Regions from separate parts of the Homo sapiens genome. Here region 1 is linked to region 2. A link is a loop called in an ENCODE intact Hi-C map of the cell type or tissue named here. Cell type or tissue: heart left ventricle. All regions are shown on one strand. Each heading gives the region's core, and the rest is flanking DNA. Links, peaks and the distances in the headings are about the cores only.

Region 1 (2,807 bases), core at 43-2,542, 190 kb after region 2:
TGGCACCACCATGTCTTGTGATCAGTCAAGTGAATACCATACCCACTCCATTCAGAAGGGATTGCTAATGGTCCACACCTTTCAGGAATGAAAGGTTGGGTTACCCAATACGGCAAAGAACCACAGCCTGCTGAAGTACTTACTGGAGGTAAAGGAAATATGGAAGGGGGGGTTGGCAGAAGGTGGTTATAAATACTAGCTCTGACCATCTGACTAGTTGTAGAAACAAAGACACTGACAGTTACAAATATTTGTTAGGAATGTTTGCATATAGAGTAACTATTTGTGTCTCATCTTCTTACAGTCTAATATAAATGTTAATACTAGTTGACCTAGTATTTGTTATGGTAGTATTCAAGCTATCACATATTAAAGAAGAGTAAACTGTACCCAAGTAAACTTGCGCCCTCTTTTGGGGAAAGGGTTACTGTGTTTTCAGTTGTACACGGGACAGCTGTATTATATTAGGCAGAATTGACTATCTATTTGGAGATTAACTGTGTCTTAATGTGAGGCCTAAGGGTGCCAAGTTGATAAGGGTAGACTGTAATGATTTTTTGATATGCCTACGTTGCCAGACCACTGTCCCCAGTTCTAAAAACACTAATGTAGGTGTTGCTTTAGAAGTGTCATGTAGGTATGATTAAACTTCACAATTAGTTGACTTGAAGTGTAAGGGATATTCTCCCAGAAAAGTTTATGGGCCTAATCCAATCATTTGAAAGGACTGAACAGAGCTGAGGCTTCCCTAATGAAGACATTCTGCTGTGGTCAGAAGTTTCAGCAGCCCCTGAGTTCCTGCCTGTTCCTCCTGAAAGCCTTCCCTATCTGTGGATAATGGGCTTGCCTTGCCAACTTCCACAATTGCATAAAACAAGTCCTTGCAATGAATCTCAACATGTATTAATATGTATCTCCTGGTTCTGTTTCTCTGGTTAAACCTTGCATGATACACCCTCTTAATATCTGATACCACTTCTAAGGTTCAAGAATGCCAAGAGCAGCAGTTCCAGCCTTGCAGAGGAAAATGAAAGTGACTTCTGTAAGTCTGAGCCTTTAGTGTCAGCTGTCCCATAATTTATCCACCTTTGCCCTCTTCTGGTGATACAAGGAAATTCACAGTGATGTCGGCTAAAGAAACGCCCCTCATGATTCTCAGGCAATTCTGCTGAGGTCTCATGGAAAAATAGGCATTATGCCAAGGGTACAACCAGATAAATCATAGTTTTCTATTTTTCCATTATTTGGAGTTGACTTCCTAGCTGAAAATAACTTTAGAATGTGAACATTCATGGCAGCCATCAGAATGTTTGTTGCTTTTTAAAAGTTTAGAAATAGAAAAGCAGTTTTTTGGTAGAAAGTCTTACATATTCCTCTTGAGATTCAAAGTCCTTTTCTCACTACCCACCTCTCCATCCCACTTGCTTGTTAAAAGATTACTTAAAAATACTTTAAGTAGAAGAACAAGCTTTCACAAAAGTGCTGATAACTTATGTTTTTATGCAATTTCCTATCTATACTTGATGTATCTTGGCAATTTATCAATAAAGATCCACTCATTCCTAATATGTGCACAGTATTCTATAGTATGAATGAACTGGAACTTAGTGTTTGCCTTACGGACAGACATTTAGGTTGTCCATCTCCTTGGCAATTAAAAATGATGCAGTGAAGAAACATAACATACCCTTGCTTCTCTGTGCTCCTATTTCTGTAGGGTAGATTCTTAGGCAAAACCCCTTTGATACTCATGCTGGGTAACACATCCAAGAACAGAGGTAACAAATCTAGCATAGGATTGTCCTTCCATATTGTTTGTTATTATCCCTATGTACCTTTCAATTCGTGCAGTCACTAAAGATGTGGCCATAGAAAATGCTACATGGATCTCCCTTCATAGAAAAACTTCTTATTCAGCTATTATGAGCGCAGATGGTGGAAAGCCTCCAGCTGTCCTTCCGGATCCACTTGGGCTTTCAAGCCAAGGTCATGGTCTTCGTGGGCAGCTTCCAGCCAACGACTGAGTCTGGTAGTTATAATTAGAGACTATTTCTGCCAAAATACATGACTCTGCTGATTTTTAACTGGTGGAGACTTTGTCAGATCGGCCTCAGAACTGAAGTCTCTATGCCTAGTCCTCCTCCCCACTTTAGATCTGCACAGCCACCTGAAGGCTTTCCTCACTATGATGGGTGGAATAATGCCCCCAAAATGTTCATTCCAATCCCATGAACTTGCGAGTATTCTATACATGGTAAAAGGAACTGTCATCTGTGATTAAGTTGAAGACTTTCAGATGAGATTATTCTGGATTATCTGGGTGGGTCTAATGGCATCACAGGGGTACTTGAAAAGGAGAGGAGATAGGATAATCAGTCAGAATGAGAGGAAGCAGAGGTTAGAATGATTCAAGGTCACAAACCAAGGGGTACAGGCAGCCCCTAGAAGCTGGAAAGTGAGTAGGTGGATTTTCCCCTAGAACTTTCAGGAGGAACGCAGGCTGCCGCCAAGACCTTGACTTTTTAAGCTCAGAGAAACCTGTTTATTTCGGACATCCAGAACCATAAGATGATAAACTAGTGTCTTAAGCCAGTAAGTGTGGTAACTTGCTATGGCAGCAAGAGGAAACTAATGCACTGGCTTGACCTTGTGTTCACCCTTCACTGTTCACAGGCAGTACCCCCAGGAAACCTCTCACTCCAAAACCTTTCTCCCAGCCTCTGCTTTTCAGAGAACCTGACAAATTGGAAAGGATTGAATGTTACCAACTTCTGACCAACACCTTGCTGCAGCAAAATTCATGAGAG
Region 2 (2,807 bases), core at 264-2,763:
ATTTCTCTAGGAAATGGCAGTCCATGTTGGGCACACATGTTATCTTCCATGTCTGCTACCGTGGCTACAATATGCATTTACCCATTAGCTGCTGAAAAAGCCTGGCCGATACCCAGTGGCAGAGCTATTTTGCCTGTTCACCAAACAGACAAAACGTCTGGCTTGTAGTGTGTCTTAACAGGTGATGTAAAAATCTACAAGTCTTAAGCATCCATACATCCCATCTTGGACTTCTAATTTTTCCAGTCTTTTTATCCAGGCCTCTGACCAGGTAGCTTAAGCACTGGTCACTGCCCAGGCATCAATACATATTCTAATCTTGAGCTGCTGCTTTTGCCACCAAATTTAATTCTTGGTGGAACACTTGGATTTGTTACTTTCCTGTATATGGCCTGAGGCATATCTTCATGGCTGCCACAGCCACAGAGTACAGCCAAGATGCTTTAAACATGGTCTTCATCTAGCATTTGGGAAATAATGGGATCTCTTTCCTGATACCAACACAGTTTCAGTGATGCCACAGGCTTGTAAATGCCTACAGAGCCCAGGTTTGTGGCTCAGGAAGATACCTGCTGTTGGTGTCTGAGCCCTTTGAATAAATATTGTGAGATTACTTGATAATGAAGAAATTCTTGAAGTAAAACTGAGTCTTAGCAGCAAAGTTAAAGGAAATAAGCTGCCCCTTGGGTATTGCGGGATGTGATTGGTAATGCCAAGGCCTGTTGGCAGACCTCATGCTGAGGATCAGGTAATGAGACTGAGTGACAGCTGTCATTTTTCAGTGGAGGGGTGATGGCAGAAAATCTGAAGTGGCAAACCCTTAACTGAAGTCCTGTTGGATAAAGTGTGGTGACAGGATGGGATAGAAATCTATAGCAACAAGTTACATCAAAGGTCTGATATCCTTTCAGGACTCTGTATCGAGTTTAGCATGAAGGCTGATCTCGTTAAGTTCCTAATAGGTTAGCATTCCAAGGTTAAGTGCTCACAAGAGGTGTGCACTTGGAGGACATAGTATGCCTGCCTCCCTAGCCCCTCGGTCAATTGCTGATCTGTGTCCAGAGTGGGGAACTGCTGTGTCATTGGAGGAAAGAAATCTAAGTCATAGGCAGATAGCATCAGACAACCTCCGTCATTCAGAATCACATCAGCTACAGTGGGCTGTAGGGTGTCCACAGGAAAGCATCCAGTGAGCCGCCTCAGGTATTAGGTTCAAGAACGGTGCATTCTGTGACCTATATTTTATGTCTACATTTCAAACGAACCAACTCTTGGACAGTGAGAAAGTAGACTGTGACACTTGAGCTTCCTCTGAGGGAATGTAGTATGAGGTCTGAGTCCATAGGACATCGCTGTTAACTGATTCTCCAGTTTCCCTTGCCTTAGATGTGAGAGGTCCTGTACTTCCCTCGTGTCAGGCAGTACAGGTGGGCCGTGGTGTGGGTTGGGGGAGAATCAGACAAGTCTCACAGGTGAACTGGAGGGGCAGACCCGCTGGGACTGAGTTCAGGGCTTTGGCCAGGAGAGGGCAGTACTCGATCACAGAACTGTGTTCCCTGAGCAACCTCCTTCAGATGGAGCCTGGGCTGGGCAACTTAAGGGGCTTTTAGAGAGCAAGAACCAACAGTGACTGACTATAATGGTCTTATGAGGGACACTTGGGGTGTACAGTTCGGGATAACTGGGAGCTTTGAAGAATGGGTTAATGTAAATGGAAAATGGGTCTCCAAGCAGATGACACAAAGCAGAATGAGCAGACGTCCATGGCAAACAGAAAAAGGGGTAAAGCAGGACAAAGTGCTAGAGAAAAGCCAGTGAATTCCTCGATATGCGAATGGTGTACACCTTAGAGTGGATTGCCACAGTAGTGGAGGACGGCATGTCTTTCAAGGTACCTCTTCCAGAACCAAGATAACGCTGTTTCTCATGCATAAATTCAAGTGAAGGAATGAATATAAGGCTTTAGTGTCCATGCTTTCACCATCAGTATGGTTTACAGCATAGTTTTCCTTGTAACATAGTTTTCTTGGGTCTGTTAAGCATCATGCTAACCTCTTAACGTGAGGATAAGTGACAAGGCACGGCAAATTAGTGAACATGAGATGTGTGCCTGGTTGAACTGATGCATGCAGCTCATCTGTATCTCAGCTGTCCCTCATGCAGCTGAACTTGCTGGCGTGCACCCACAGGGTCCTCTAAGTGCATTTTCAATTTCCATAGTGACTCTTGGATAGAAAAGTTTAGCCAACTGTTAGATGTGCAGGTGGTGACTTTAGATAGGTAGGATTATCACCATGGAAGCTTCTGGTTCATGATAATGAGAGGGACTTCAGGAGATGTTTGGTAGAACATAGACAGCCACTGGAAGGTGCCAGGAGCCTGAAGGAAAAAATCCTCAGTCTGTTTCTTCCAAACACTGAAATCAAGGCGACTTTCAACCCTGGAAGTGTCATTAGTTGTCAAGAATTATGAAGCCAACTATATGGTAACTGTAACGAACTCCTCAGGACCAGAGATCTTAGAAATACCAACGTATTTCTAAGAAATCAGTGAAGGAGTTGGGGAGGCAGGATGAGTAAGAAGGGGATAGGTAAGTCAAGCAAGGCTGTGATCACAGACAAAATCCCCTTGCCTCTCACAGAGGAGCGCTGGAGGTTACACCATTGCTTGAGCTGGGCTTTCATATGTGAGAATATGACAGCATTTATTACTGGTGGTCCTGGTCTAGTGGGGGGTAAGAGGTGGTAATCTTGGGCACTTCTGGCTGTTGGTGTGCATGTAAAATAGGTCCAGTAACTCAAGGGAGG

What was found. Hi-C counts contacts between places; a loop is a spot of excess contacts. Peaks named below come from ENCODE experiments on the same cell type or tissue, not always from the same donor. Only the 100,000 strongest peaks of a DNase experiment are listed, where the experiment ranks them.
Region 1: a loop joins it to region 2, with 2.6 times the contacts of the local background. A loop is called at or near these places in 25 of 110 quality-filtered maps.

What each region holds. Positions count from the first base shown.
Region 1 is chr4:77,432,482-77,435,288 of GRCh38, forward strand. No RefSeq gene overlaps it. Among named protein-coding and RNA genes, the nearest start is that of CXCL13, 170 kb to the right of the region's middle. In heart left ventricle, for the core only: a CTCF peak has its summit at 1,116 (motif pointing left); a DNase peak (open chromatin) is centred at 1,988; H3K4me3 peaks cover 336 bases; H3K27ac peaks cover 1,217 bases.
Region 2 is chr4:77,239,158-77,241,964 of GRCh38, forward strand. No RefSeq gene overlaps it. Among named protein-coding and RNA genes, the nearest start is that of CCNG2, 83 kb to the left of the region's middle. In heart left ventricle, for the core only: a CTCF peak has its summit at 1,524 (motif pointing right); a DNase peak (open chromatin) is centred at 1,494.